Regions from separate parts of the Homo sapiens genome. Here region 2 is linked to region 1. Evidence: chromatin loops called from intact Hi-C (ENCODE). Cell type or tissue: Caco-2. All regions are shown on one strand. Links, peaks and the distances in the headings refer to the core of each region. The heading gives the core; the rest is flanking DNA.

Region 1 (8,271 bases), core at 1,694-5,693:
GGACATATATACCCTCCCAAGACTAATCCAGGAAGAAGTCGAATCCCTGAATAGACCAATAATAAGTTCTGAAATTGAGGCAGTAATTAATAGCCCACCAACCAAAAAAAGCTGAGGACTAGATGATTTATAGCCAAATTCTACCTGAGGTACAAAGAGGAGCTGGTGCCATTCCTTCTGAAACTATTCCAAGCAATAGAAAATGAGGGACTCCTTCCTAACTCATTTTATGAGGTCAGGATCATCCTCATATCAAAACCTGGTGGAGACACAACAAAAAAAGAAAATTTCAGGCCAATATCCCTGATGAACATCGATGCGAAAATCCACAATAAAATACTGGCAAACAAAATCCAGCAGCACATCAAAAAGCTTATCCACCATGATCAAGTCAGCTTCATCCGTGGGATGCAAGGCTGGTTCAACATATGCAAATCAATAAACATAATCCATCACATAAACAGAACCAATGACAAAAACCACGAGGTTATCTTAATAGATGCAGAAAAGGCCTTTGATAAAATTCAACACCCTTTCATGCTAAAAACTCTCAATAAACAAGGTATTGATGGATCATATCTCAAAATAATAAGAGTTATTTATGACAAACCCACAGCAAATATCATAGTGAATGGGCAAAAACTGGAAGCATTCCCTTTAAACTAGCACAAGACAAGGATGCCCTCTCTCACCACTTCTATTCTGCATAGTATTGGAAGTTCTAGCCAGGGTAATCAGGCAAGAGAAAGAAATAAAGGGTATCAAATAGGAAGAGAGGAAATTGAATTGTCTCTGGTTGCAGATGACATGATTGTATATTTAGAAAACCGCACATCTCAGCCCAAAAATCTCCTTAAGCTGATAAGCAACTTCAGCAAAGTCTCAGGATACAAAATCAATGTGCAATAATCACAAGCATTCCTATACACCAATAATAGACAAACAGAGAGCCAAATCATGAGTGAACTCCCATTCACAATTGCTACGAAGAAAATAAAATACATAGGAATAAAACTTACAAAGAATGTGAAGGACCACTTCAAGGAGAACTACAAGCCACTGCTCAAGGAAATAAGAGGACAAATGGAAAAACATTCCATGCTCATGGATAGGAAAAACCAATATTGTGAAAATGGCCATACTGCCCAAAGTAATTTTATATTCAATGCTATCCCCATCAAGCTACCATTGACTTTCTTCACAGAATTAGAAAAAACTACTTTAAATTTCATGTGGAACCAAAACAGAGACTGTATAGCCAAGACAATCCTAAGCAAACAGAACAAAGCTTAAAGCATCATGCTACCTGATTTCAACCTATACTACAATGCTACAGTAACTAAAACAGAATGGTACTGGTACCAAAACAGATATATAGACTGATGGAACAGAACAGAGGCCTCAGAAATAACGCCACACATCTACAACCATCTGATCTTTGACAAACCTGACAAAAACAAGAAATGGGGAAAGGATTCCCTATTTAATAAATGTTGTTGGGAAAACTGGCTAGCCATATGCAGAAAACTGAAACTGGATCCCTTCCTTACATCTTTTACAAAAATTAACTCAAGATGGATTAAAGACCTAAGCTTAAGACCTAAAACCATAAACTCTCTAGAAGAAAACCTAGGCAATACCATTCAGGGCATAGGCATGGGCAAAGACTTCATGACTAAAACACCAAAAGCAATGACAACAAAAGTCAAAATTGATAAATGTGATCTCATTAAACTAAAGAGCTTCTGCACAGCAAGAGAAACTATCATCAGAGTGAACAGGCAACTTACAGAGTGGGAGAAAATTTTTGCAATCTATCCTTCTGACAAAGGGCTAATATCCAGAATCTACAAGGAACTTAAACAAATTTACAAGAAAAAACCAACCTCATCAAAAAGTGGGCAAAGTATGTGAACAGACACTTCTCATAAGAAGACATTTATGTGGCCAAAAAACATATGAAGAAAAGCTCACCATCCCTGGTAATTAGGGAAATGCAAATCAAAACCACTTTGAGGTACCATCTCATGCCAGTTAGAATGGCAATCATTAAAAAGTCAGGAAACAATAGATGCTGGAGAGGATGTGGAGAAATAGGAATGATTTTACATGGTTGGTGGGAGTGTAAATTAGCCAACCATTGTGGAAGACAGTGTGGAGATTCCTCAAGGATCTAGAACCACAAATACCATTACTGGGTATACACCCAAAGGTTTATAAATCATTCTACTATAAAGACACATGGACACGTATGTTTATTGTAGCACTGTTCACAATAGCAAAGACTTGGAACCAATTCAAATGCCCATCAATGATAGACTGGATAAAGAAAATGTGGCACATATACACCATGGAATACTATGCAGCCATAAAAAAGGATGAGTTCATGTCCTTTGCAGGGACATGGATGAAGCTGGAAACCATCATACTCAGCAAACTAACACAGAAACAGAAAACCAAACACCGTATGTTCTCATTCCTAAGTGGGAGTTGAACAAGGAGAACACATGGACACAGGGTGGGGAACGTCACACACCGGGGCCTGTCAGGGGTCGGGGGGCTAGGGGAGGTATAGCATTAGGATAAACACCTAGTGTAGATCATGGGTTGATGGGTTCAGCAAACCACCATGGCACGTGTATACCTATGTAACAAACCTGCACATTCTGCACATGTATCCCAGAATTTAAAGTATACAATAAAAAAGAAATCATTTCCCCTCATTATTCAAAAACTATACAGTATTTACATCTATGTGCAAAACACTGATCTATGTGATATACAAATATGACTCAAGAAACTGAGAAACAACTCAATAAAGAACATATCAATTATTGACATCTATATAAAACAAGTATATTATGAGGCACATTATGGCACAATATAGTTAGTCTCATGAAGAAAGCATAAGAAAATTCTTATAGCTGAGCGGAAAGAAATCACGCTGGGCTGTCAGCCACATGTAAAGCTCATAGCAATTGTTATCTCATAGCAATCTACAGGACAATAAATTGTCCTAAGCCAAGGGTCATAAAAAATGAGGACTTCAACCCATTCTTATCTAGATCAGCTGTGGACACCTCTATAAGAAGATTCAGTTCTCAGAGTCCTCCTTCTCCACTAATAGACCTTAACAGATTTCTTATTCTGCCACTTAGTCTATCTCAGAGAAGGATGCTGGTGAATTTCACAGAGCTGAGTCACAGGCACATTCTGCAAAGCAGCTCCTCCCCTTATCTGACAGTCACGAGGCACTTACTAGAAAGCAGTCTCTGGTTTATACCCTTTCTATTATGATAACTGTCGAAATAACCAGCTCATTACAGAGCCCACTCACGTGAAAAATTCACAGCCAGACCTACTTATTAAATCAGAGCAAAAGGAGGGCTGCTCTTATTCCTGTGCCCAGGTCACTCTAAGCTATATTTATATTTCAAATTCAATCTATCTCTAAATGAAAGACAAAATGGTATATTTAGAAGAAGTCTATGAAATATCTCTTTTTAAACCTTAAAAGAGTAATTTTTTTTATTGGATTTTTGCTCTTGTTGCCCAGGCTGGAGCGCAATGGTGTGATTTCAGCTCACTGCAACCTCCGCCTCCTAGTTTCAAGCAATTCTCCTGTCTCAGCCTCACAAGTAGCTCGGATTACAGGCATGCGCCACCACGTCCAGCTATTTTTTTTTGTATTTAGTAGAGACGGGGTTTTACCATGTTGGCCAGGCTGGTTGCGAACTCCTGACCTCGGGTGATCCACCCACCTCAGCCTCCGAAGTGCTGGGATTACAGGCATGTGCCACCGTGCCCGGCCTAAAAGAGTAAATTTTCAAAGAACATGATCCTAAAACTGCCTTTAGCATGATTTTTTATTAAGAACATTGACCTGGTTTATAACCAACTAAAGGAATGACAGTTTAGGCTCAGATGTTTTTAGAAACTGCACATAACTTTTATCCTGGAAACATGTAGTGAACCCTGATTGTACTACGTATGTATTTTTCTTCTCACCATTGCCTTCCCAGGGATACGGCTAGTAGCATTCTAAAGAAAATTGTATTATTGCTCTGCCTTGTAAAGTCAACTGCTTACAGTTGAAGGATTCATACCCAGTGGTTTTAAGACTTACTCCCTGACACACCAAGAAGTAAGGAAAAAATTTTACTCAGGTCCTCATGTGAGCCATGAGATGTTAAGGGAGTATAGTATGTAGGTTAAACCTGGGGCTCTGAGGTCAATCTTACTGAGTTTGAACCCCAGGTCTACCACTTACTTCTCTGCAGTAAAATGGGTGGTAAAAGTCCTCCCACTTGGGGTTGGAGGGAACATTAAATGAGATATTGCATGCATGGGGCCTTGTCCATTGTAAGTGCTAGCCATTGACAAAGAACCTCTGAAAGCACTCTTCATACAACCCCCTTTGCTGGGAAAAAGGTTTCATCTACCAAATCTCCTAGGAAAGTTGAATTGCTTCTTGTCTACTTTTCTGATATTTTGTAAGTAACAACTCCTAATAAAACAATTTACCTGAGCAAATGGGTACTATGTTAGAAGACTAAATCCTTTCTGTATTCTAGGGGTCATATGAACATTAGCAATGTTTTAACTGAAATGCCTGGGAGAAGGACTAAGTTACTCTGGTAAGAATATAAAAGAGGTGTGTTTTGTCAGGGTGAATATCACATTGCAAACATGGCTGTCTGCTTGCATTGCTACTGAGGGCTGACACTAAAAGCAATATTACTGTTCTAAAGCTCATTAGTTTTCTTAAAAATACCATCAATCAAGCTCGGTGAGAAAGAGGAAGAGATGATTCTGCCAGATGTGTTTATGTTAACATAATATTGGCCAGAGAAAGCACTGTTCCAGAGAAAATGTGAGGCTCAGCCTGGTATCAGTGTCAGAGTTTGAACATGTTTCATGATAGCCTCCACTTGATTAATGGTATTATTTTTGGCATAGCAGTCTTGAGCTTCTCACTCACTATGTGCTCAGAGGTCTTCAAATCTCTTTATTAATGAAGAACATGATTTAACTAGTGCAAAAATGGAACCCCAAAACACAGAGGCTTAAATAATATAACACTTTATTTCTTTCTCACATAAAAGTTTAAAAGTGAAGAGTCCAGGACTAATGGGGTACACTTGATACTCTCAACATGAATTCCAGATGGGGTCCAAGGCAGCAGATCCAATGCATACTACTTCTGCCAGCAGTGAAAGGAAAGAGGAGAAACAAACAACTTCTGTTGTAGGAAATATTCCTCATGTAATTTCTGCTTATGTTTTAATTAGCCTGAGAGAAACCAAATCTCTCTACCTAGCTGCAAGGGAGTCTAGCTTATTGTCTGTGTGTCCAGCTGTAAGTGACATGATTCCATTATTGCAAGGAAGAGAGAGCAAATGAAAATTGGGGATGAGCATCAACTTCTAGTACAGGTTCCTCACACAAAGTCAATAATTTAGTTTCTATTGCATTCATACTTGCTTTGCTCAATAAACTTTTTCTATGAACCATTCTAGCTATAATTGTCACCATGGGAAAATCCATTTCTTGTACTTATTTTCCTCTTTACACTTTTGCTATTGGTGGTACCTTTCCCTAAATCATATTTAGCTCTCAAAATCCTATCTTTTTTAAGACTGTGAAGGCTTATGTCTAGGTGTGCAATAATCCAGGACCTTGCCTTAAAGGAAAACAATATAGAAGTAAAGTAAGCCAAATGGGACCTGTTTACTAGGGCAAAGAGCTGGAAGCCACCACAGTCAGGGCAGTCAGACAACCCAACAGGCTAAACAAATATCAGGATCTTCTTAACTAGCAGGGCATAGCTTTAGGTAAGCTCAACATTTTGGCTATGTCTAGTTAAAAACTAACACAGAGTGTTAGAATAATTAGATTTTTCCCTTAGAAAATGAGCCCAAGAAAATATTTAGAGGGAGTGGGTAAAAGAATGTGTAACACTGTAATTTCTTTACTTTCTGGGACAGCCAAGAAAGTAAGCTGCTTGGGACTCTACAAATAGTAGAGTCAGCTTATGGACTCTATTAAGACTTTCCCAGGGCAACATTGTGATTGGATGTGGTGAGAATACTTGATCCTGGCCATGCCTCTCTTTTTTCTCTCCTCCCAACTTTATAGAGGTATAATTGGTATATAAAAACTGCACATAAGTAATGTATACAATTTATGAGTTTGGACATATGTATGCATTCATGTTACCATTACCACAATCAATGCAATAAACAAATTCATAGCCTCCAAAAGTTTTTTAATCTCCCTGTTTTTTTTGGTGGTAAAAATACTGGACATGAGATTGAGATTGACCATTTTAAAAAATTTCTAAGTGCACAATATTTGTTCTTAATTATAGGCATTATGTTGTACAGAAGATCTCTGGAAGTACTTATCTTGTATAGTCTAACTGTAACTTCATACCCATTGAACAACATCTTCCCATATCCCCCTCTTCTCAGCTCCACCATTCTATTGTCTGCTTCTATATGTTTGACATTTTAGATGCCTCAAACAAGAGGAATCATGTAGTATATGTCTTCTACATGTGGTTTCTTTCACTTAGCATTAATGTCCTCCAGGTTCATGGATATTGTCACATATGGTAAGATTTCCTTCTTTTCCAAGGCTGAATAATATTCTATTGAATACATATATACATGTTTTCTATATTGTCTCATCCATTGATGGGCATTCAGGTTGTTTCCATATCTTGGCCATTGTGGATAAGGCTGCAATGAATATGGGTGTGTAGATATCCCTTAAAGATTCTGATTTCAATATTCTTGGAAATATATCTGGAAAGGGAGTATAGGCTAGATCATATGGTTGTTCTATTATTAATTTTTTGAGGAACCTGCACACTGCTTTTTGTCATGACTGTACCATTTTATATTCCCACTATCAGTGTACAAAGGTTCCAACTTCTCCACAACGTTGCCAACACTTGTTATCTTTTGTTTTGTTTTTTTTTAATAATAGCCATGCTAATAGGTGTGAGATGATATCTCATTGTGGTTTTGAAGTACATTTCCGCGATAATTAGTGATGTTGAGCAAATTCTCATGTACCTGTTTGCCATCTGGATGTCTCTTTGGGAGAAATGTCCATTCAAGTCCTTGCCCATTTTTTGAGTCAGGTTGGTTTGTTGTTGTTGTTGTTGAGTTTTAGGAGTTCCCTATATATTTTGGAAATTAATTCTTTATTATATACACACTTTACAAATTTTCTACCATCCCATAGGTTGCCCTTTCACCCTGTTGATTGTTTCCTTTACTGTGCAAACTATTTTAAGTTTGATGTAGTATCACTTATCTATTTTTGCTTTTGTTGCCTGTGTTTTGGGTGTCATATCCAAGACATCATTGTCAAGACCAATGTGAAGATGATGTTTCCAATTTTTTATAGAAGTTTTACTGCTTCGGATCTTATGTTAAAATCTTTAATTCATTTGAGTTAATTTTTATGTGTGGTATAAAATAAGAATCTAATTTTGTTCTTTTGTATATAGATAAGTAGTTTTCCCAACACCAATTATTGAAGAAACTATCATCCTTTCCCCATTGTGCATTCATGGCATCCTTGTTGAAAATCAGTTGACCATACATGAGTGAGTTTATTTCTGGGCTTTCTATTTTGTTCCATTGGTCTGTATGGCTGTTTTATACCAGTAGCATATTGCTTTGAATATTGTAGCTTTATCATATATTTTGGAATCTGGAAGTGTGACACCTCCAGCCTTATTCTCATTCAAAATTGCTTTGGCTATTCTGAGTCTTTTGTGGTTTCATATGAATTTTAGGATTGTTTTTGTCTGTTTCCATTAGAAGTGTCTTTGGGATTTCGATAGGGCTTGTAATGAATCTAAAGATTACTCTGACTTATATAGATAGTTTAACAGTATTAATTCTTCCAATCTATGAGCATTGGAGGTCTTTCCATTTATTTGTTTCTACTTCAGTTTCTTTTATCAGTGCTTTATAGTTTTCAGTATACAAGCCTTCCACCTTCTTGGTTATGTGTAATCCTAAGTATTTTCTTTCTTTTTTGTTTTCCAACTTTATTGAAGTATAGATAACAAAATTGTACATATTTAAAGTGTACAATTTAATGATTTAATATATATATATATACATTGTAAAATACGCACCACAATCAGGCTTATTAACATATTTATCACCTCACATAGTTACCTGTGTGTGTGTGTGTGTGTGTGTGTGTGCGTGTATGCTGAGAACACTTATCACCTACTCTTTGCAA
Region 2 (8,271 bases), core at 1,524-5,523, 63 kb before region 1:
TTTGTAATATTGCAGGAGATGAACACAAAGATAAACTTAACATTTTCTCTAAATTTGTCATGCTCTCCTTTCACCTACAAGCCTTTCTCCAGATCTTTCCTCTGCGACACTTTCCAAAGCCCCACATCTCCTTCAGCTGGTCAATGTCTACTCTGTTTTAGACTCTAGCACAATTAATACATACTCCAGGTAACTTTCTTAACCCACCTCCAAAGCCGTCCCCTAAAGAGAAAAGAGTTTTGGCACCCCTTTTATGCACATCCTAAATATTGTAAATGCACTCCATAAAAATATCTATTACAGGTTTCCCATTATACTATAAAAGGCAAATACTACATTTTTTATGCTTCAGTAGTAGTTCCTAGCACAATATTGAATAAGTAAATCCTAAAATAGCCAATCTTACCTAATCTAGGGCCCTATCTATAAAAAATAAATGTTTATTTATGTAATGATCAATGCAGTTATCTATCAACTCAATTGAGCTGTTATGCCACACTAAAATGGACATAATCGGAATACTTGTACAATAGTATAATTTCATTCATAAATGTATTCTTCTCTTCACAAATATTTACTGAGTTCTTATGTGCCAGGCACTGTATTAATTGTTGGACATACAATATAGGAAAAAACAGATATGGTCCCCTGTTCTTGAAAAAAGTGAATGGGACATTTTATTATTGTATATTCACTTGACCTGAGCTTGACTCTTGAAAAAATAGATCCTATCCAGAAGTAGAATAACCAAACATGCTAATTTTTGAATTTAATAGGCCTTCATCTAATGTTGATGGAATAAGAAAGAATGATGGCTTTGTAGATTTGATATGCCTGACCTATCAAATTTGGTTTATTTTAAAATGATTCTGAATTTACACAACTTACTAGTGAGGCAACTCACCAGTGATAAGATACTGTATGTGTGTGTGTGTGTGTGTGTGTGTGTGTGTGTGTGTGTGTGTATACTTTTAACTTGACATTAGGTTAAAAGTGGAAAAGGGGATAGAGCTAGGACATTTCAGGAAGCAAACCGGCATGTTTTTAATACTATGTGGAAAACAAAGAAAAGGGAAATACTGTGAAGTTAGAAAAGCTATCTGAAGCCACACCTACTTCTAAAAGTTTAGGAAAACTAAGAATAACATATCAGGTCTAATCCTATACATAGATATAACAAGAAAAATAGAATTATTAATAAGAACAACATAACATTTCTACAGATAATGACAACACACCAGAAGACATGCCCATGAACAAAACAAAAGAAACTAAAAGATATTGGGAAAATGATGCAAGTCATGAGAAAAGAGTTTAAATAAGAATTTTTTTAAAAACAGAAATGACTTGGAAACACAGAAACTTTTAAAACTTGGAAACCATTAGAAGTTTTTAAAAATCATTAAAACCAAAACTGGAAAAACATAAAAATGAACAAATAATAAATAATGCCTTCAGAACAATATGAAGATTGAAATATTTTAAAGATGAAAGAGATTAAAAAATTAAAATGATGTAGTGTATGTGTGTGTCTTTGTGTGTTTGTATATGTAGTTTATGTGTGTGTCTTTGTGTGTGTGTGTATATGTGTGTATATATAAAGAGCAAGTTGAAAAATTCGTATTACCTAGTGACATCATAGTGGTCATACTCACATGTTTATGGTGATGCTGTTGTAAACAAACCTAGTGCATTGTTCTCATAGGAGATGACAGTTCCGTGCTTGTTATTGCCCCTGAAGACCTTCCAGTGGGACAAGATGTGGAAGTGGAAAATATTGATATTGATGACTCTGACCCTCTGTAGGCATAGGATAATGTGTGTGTTTGTGTCTTATTCTTCTTTAACAAAAGCAATTAAAAAGTAAAAGAAAGTAAATACACTTAAAAATAGAAAAACCTTATAGAATAAGTATATAAACAAAAAATATTTTTGTAGAGCTATAAAATGTATTTTTATTTTAATCTACATGTTGTAAAAGAATAAGAAAGTTTAAAAATTTAGAAGTTTATAAAAGAAAAAAGCTACATGAGTGCAGGTTAATTTATTATTGAAGAAGAATGTTTTATAAATTTACTATAGCCTAAGTGTACAATGTTTATAAAGTCTAGAGTAGTATACAGTAATGTTCTAGGCCTTTACGTTTACTCACCAGTCACTCACTCACTCACCCATAGCAACAGCTAGTCCTGCAGACAGTATTCATAAATACTTTATGCAAGTGTCCCATTTTTTATTTTTTATGCCATATTTTTACTGTACCTGTTAGTCCAAACCACCATTTTATAAGCTTCCTGCTATTTTGCAGACCTTGGTCAAATTGAAACATTTCACAGGGGTTCAGGCAGTGAGAAACATCCTGCCTAACCACCTGACCACAAGACAGACAAATCCCAACCAAAGGCAAAGACCCAACTGAGGAAACATCTCTATCATATTCTGCTGGGGGAAAGTGCAAGGAACACCACATTCCGCTGGAACAAGGGCCAGAACTGCCTTATTATGGAACATCTTACCAATATCCTGCTGGGCAGCATGTCATTTCCCCCCAAGCCCCTCCTGCCCAGGCCTATGACTTGCTCCAGCTTGTGAGCAGCAGTGGATTCTGGCATTAAGCTGGTCCCCCATTTTCGCAGTGTCTGCAATATACCTGTGTTGCTGTTTGTATCTCCTTCTCTCTGTGTGTCTTTCTTTAACCCTAGTCTTCCCTTCAGAACCTAACAGTATCTTTTCCATGTTTAGATATGTTTAGATACACAAATACCTACTATTGTGTCCCAATTGCCTGTAGTTTTCAGCATAGTAGCATGCTCTACAGTTTTATAGCCTAGGAACAATAGGTTGTACCATTTGGCCTAAGTGTATTATGGGCTGTACCATCTAGGTTTGTATAAATACCCTTTACAATGTTCACACAATGACAAAATTGTCTAATGATACATTTCTTAGAATGTATCTTCTTTGTTAAATGACATGACTGTTTATATACACACATATGTATATATACATACACATAAATATTAGTGAAGAAAGTATATCCAACTTAGGAATAATAGAAATCTCTGAAGATAAAAACAAAAGCAAATAAGCCAAACTAATATTGAAAGCTATAATTTAAGAGAACATTTCTGAATTTTAAAGAATGATTTGTAACTGCTTAATGAAAAAATACACTACATACTTCGGAATATAACTTAAAGTGAATAAAACCAAGACATAGTCTATAAAATTACTGGATAATTTATAAAAACATAAATAAATAGAAAATTCTTTTAGATATCAAAGGAGCTCTTTGCTTTTGCAAAAAGCTCAAGTGACTCATAAGGGAAATAAAATTAGCTTGTCATCAGACTTTTCAACAGCAATTTTTCTATGCCAGACTAAACTAGAATATATTTAAGATACTAAATATGGACAAATAAATGTGGAAAAATAATTTTATATCTAGCAAAACTGACTTTTAATTATAATGGACACAGATAAACTTTTATCATCATGCAAGAACTCAAGGAATATTTTTCTCAAGAATCCTGAGGCATTTCCTAAGGAAAAAGCTTCAGACAATCAAACAAGTACAGTCACCTACATAAAAACTTGTGGTACAGTTACTTATAAAGACAAAATGAGTGTAAAAAAGGAAGGAGTGTAATAATGGCTATATGATCCAAAAATATAGTATAGTTCAACCATTTTAATGGTTAGAGAATATAAAAGATATTTTATTAAATTTTGTAAGTTCAATTTTTTTCAGTAAGCTTATCAGTGGTTGCAGTATTCATACTATCATTCTGAAATACTTGTGTGTGAAATATATTATAAAGCAAGTCATTCATTATAGGAAACTCAAGTTCCTTTCATCATGTGTTCTTGAAAACCAGAATTCCTGGTTGGAAGAATGGAGATACAGATGTAATACAAAAGAAGTGGAAGAAGTTAAGCAAAAAATGTGATAGTCCTGAATTTGATTTGGAAATATCAGTTTAAACTCATGAGGTTATTCTTAATATTATATATTACATATGTATGTGTATGTGTGTGTATGTGTGTACCCCATGATTTCCATCTTGACCAATCAAACACTATTCTCAATACTGTTGTGAATGGATTTGTAGATGTAATTAACATCCCTCAAATATGGAATATATCCTGGTTAGCTGGCTGAATCACAGGAGCACTTTAAGAGCAGAGAATTTTCCTCTGTGGGTTGTAAAAGAGGTTAGAGGTTCAAAGCACGAGGGAGATTTGGCATACAGTGCCTGCTTGAAGATGGAGGGGATGCGTATACAAAGAACTAGAACAAGGTCTCTAGGATCTGAAAGTGACCACCAGTCAAAAGCCAGCGAGGAAATGAAGACGTCAGCCTGATAGCCTGAATCTGTCAACAACCTGAGTAACCTTGAAAGTAAATTCTTATCTAGAACCTCCAGATAAGAATGCAATTCATCTAATACTTTCATTTCAGCCTTATAAGACCCTAAGAGAACCCAGGCATGCAATGCTGAAGGTCTGCACTACAGAACTGTGAGAGAATTAGTGCACGTTCTTTTAAGTCTTGACATTTGTGATATTTGTTACGTCACAATACAAAACCAATACAGTCTTGAAATATTTTTGTTATACTAGATAGTAAGGAAGCCATCAGAATACTAGAGTCATATTGAAAAGACTCAAGATTCTATTTGAATGACAATTTGTCCTGGCTAAAGACAGGACCACCTAAGCTTTAATAAAAATGTTTGAAATGGATAAATCCAGAAAATATGTTTAATCTCATATGGTCATCACAATATTAAATAAATGCTCACATAGGGGTGAAGAAAGGGAAACAACTGATCTTCAAAGGTAGTAAATAAAATAGAACATTTATTATGTGTCTCTTCTCTATATTTGAACTGTAAATAAGGAGTAGATGAGGAAAAGTGTCCCTTTATAGAGGTTTTCAGTCTAATACATTATAAGAAATGATGGCATTAAATTATCACCATTTTGCTGCTTCTTAATGGATCCATGCATTGAGCATCAACACCTACTAATATCATGAAAAAAGCGACCGGAAACAATGTTCTTGATAAAAGAATATAATACCATCTACAGTCTTATCGAATAGATAGAATTTGAGTCCAGTCAAGGCTTTGGATCCAGCTTCCAATTGTCAGGAAACATAAAGGACACATCAACATGATGAACTATACTATGAGGTTTCAATCTCTAAAATCTAGTCTGTGGGAAATTCTAAGATCAATTGGCCTAAGTTCTTCAGGATGCAAATTGTAAGCAAATGGAAGGGATAAAGAGAGAAGCTGAAGGTTAAAAAGCAAAAAAGAGACATATCAAATGTTCAGTTTAGTTTTTTTAGGAAGACTAAACTATACTATCTAAGGAGACAAGCTAGACTAATAAGGCTAAAAGGCAGCAAAGAAGTGACTTCTCTGAAAAACGGGTTAGTGGTTTCTTTTACGAGGAGGGAAGCAGTTGTGATTGTGTTGGGTCACAAGGACAGGCTTGCTGTCAAAATTTTATTTTGATCTGTTTGCTAATTACAAGGATGTTTGCTTTATAATAATCTATTCAACTATGTATTTACTTATTTCATTGGTTGTGTTTTTATGTATGTGTTATTTTATAACTAAATGAATTTAAAAGACAGAGAGAATCTACCTAGCATCTCTTTCATTTTCGCCTGGGTATATGTGTTTTCATTATCACTATGGGTATTGCTGCATTTGGGTTGTGCCACATCCCTCTGGATTACATTAATAATTAAGAAAATACTCTATATTTTCTGTGTGCATCCAGCTGTGCAATATTGTTAATAACCTCAATTTTAGATTTCTTGCTGATGTTGATATAATTATAACTCACCTATCCTTTTCCATATTAACTTACATATATTAAACATAGATATTTTTATGTCTATGGAGTTTTATTAAAGAGGATGTCATCTTATACTATCTGTTTTCCTCCAAATTTCTCTGAGTAAAACAACCAAGACAACCTGGGACTTCTCCAATCACACTGCTTTCCTCTATAATTGAGACAGTTTTCTTAAGTCCTTTCCAAGCTAATAACCAAATCTCCAGGCCTGGCTCAAAAGCAGGCTACAAACTTCAACTTGAGGATTGGGGAGCATTCCTAGGTTCTTCTGCAATCTGAGCAACTCATTTCATCTAGCCTAGTAGTGGCTTCTTTGAACAAGTTTCAGTGCAATGATTCTCAGTGCTGGCAGTTCATTAAAGCCAACTGGAGGCACTTTAAAAAAATATCCACTGATCCTCCCCCAGACCAATTAAATAATATCTGTGGGTGCTAATTTGTATTTTTTTCCAAAGATCCTCAAGGCGTTTAATGTGCTGTATGATTGTGAACAACAAGACAAATGAGTTGTAAGAAACTTTTATTAACATATCTAATTCTTCTGTGATGTGAATAATAAATGAGTGAATAAAAGGAACAAACTATTCTATAAATTATCTGTGTTAACGTTTTGCCTGTTAGTTATTGTTAAAGGCTGGCATCTATTAATATCCCAATATATGTTAAGATGAAAGAGGAGAATAAGAAAATGAGAGAGAAGCATTGTTTTGTGGTTAGGATTAAGTTTGAATTACTGCCCAGACAGAAAAGCCTCTGGAAATCTTACATATTTTATAGCAACACAATTCAATTTACATATTCTCTACTACTATGAAGGTTTAAAAAGATCTTATTTTCTATTCTGTCATTCATTTATGGTCATGGTAACATATTAGTAATGCAAAATAAGTGTCACGTGGTAAGTTTATACAGTTTTTTGTTGTTTTTATTGTTTGTTATTTCAAGCAGTTGCATTAGAGAAAAGATATGATTCGGAATTCTGACCAGGAAATTTACATCTCTCCATGGTAATTTGAAATAAATAAATTCAACAAAAGATAGATCATCTAAGATTATTTCATTTGAAAATAACATGTTTTTGATTAAAAGTGGCTTAAACAATGAAAGTTTAATATGTGACAAAACAAGAAATTCAGAATACATTGTTGTAGACATGATTCAGTGATGTCAGTCTTATTGGCCTGGCTTCTCTTAATACTCACTTAATACCTACAAGCACCAAAGCACCAAGCACTATAACTTACACACACAAAAACAAAACAATGCAAAGGAAGAAGGAAAGAGATTTTCTTCTTATTCATGTCTTTGTATCACAGAAGAAATATTCCAGGAAAATTTTCAATTTCCCTTTTCCATATTGGGCTTGAAGGTAGAGAAAAATGAATCTCTGCATTTTCAGCCTTATTATTTCCTTCTAGCAGCAAAGAAATAATATGGTTGGAAATAGTGTTTACTAGGTGACTAGGGGAATCTAGGACAATAGTTCTTTGTCTGCGATACAGATCTCTTGTTGCCAAATGGCATAAATCGAGTGAACATTTTTCTGAAAGATATAAAAATAAAAGATGCACAATTTCAAGTAAAGTATGCAGTGTGATGAGTCTCTCTGCCTATATTCACCAGTGTTTCTCAAGCTTCAGTGTGCACAAAATACACACGGGCATTTGTTAATCGACCCAGACTGAAAGATAGTAGGTGGATCTCAGCATAGGGTTGAGCTCAGTTAAGGACAGGAATCAGATGGTTCACATTTTGAGAAACATTCTATACTAAATATTAATGATCCCAAAATAATTATCTTGAAGTCTTACCTATTTATAAAGCTGATGAAAATCTCCAGAACCAAGTTTATTCTAGCCCACTTGCATTTGTTAGGTAGCCCCTGAAGTGGTTTTTCCTTGCTGTTGGACCTTGCCCATAATTAATGTGTCTCGTCACAGAGACTCAGCCATCCTTACTCAGCAAAATCGCTCAAGATTGGCCACAGGCCCCTGGATGCTTCGATCTAATGTCCATTATAAACAAAATGTCCACTGCCTCACTCTCTCACTAGTTTTAATTAATTAAAAACTCCCCAGTCATCAGGAAGTCATATGCTCAGCATGCCGCTGTGACAGGACAACTTATCAAATTACCCTCTTCCTTAGGAGAATTAATTCATCATATTGCTAAATTATTTCCTGTCTTTGTTTCAAATGCCAAGATTTTTTTTCCCTCTTCTGTCTGACTTAGGATAAGCAAAGTGTCTTAAATCTTTTTTATTTAATAGCATAATCCATGAAACACAGTCAATTATTTTTGATATTTTAAAGAAACACAATTTTCTAATAACCAAATAAAATTATATCACTGGTTTACGACATGATTTGGCAAAGATGTCATAAGTAAATCCAATCC

The links. Peaks named below come from ENCODE experiments on the same cell type or tissue, not always from the same donor. Only the 100,000 strongest peaks of a DNase experiment are listed, where the experiment ranks them.
Region 2: a loop joins it to region 1, with 5 times the contacts of the local background. A loop is called at or near these places in 1 of 110 quality-filtered maps.

What each region holds. Positions count from the first base shown.
Region 1 is chr7:83,345,040-83,353,310 of GRCh38, forward strand. No RefSeq gene overlaps it. Among named protein-coding and RNA genes, the nearest start is that of PCLO, 190 kb to the left of the region's middle. In Caco-2, for the core only: no CTCF peak of the experiment used is centred there; a DNase peak (open chromatin) is centred at 3,212; H3K27me3 peaks cover 145 bases.
Region 2 is chr7:83,281,756-83,290,026 of GRCh38, forward strand. No RefSeq gene overlaps it. Among named protein-coding and RNA genes, the nearest start is that of PCLO, 120 kb to the left of the region's middle. In Caco-2, for the core only: no CTCF peak of the experiment used is centred there; no DNase peak of the experiment used is centred there.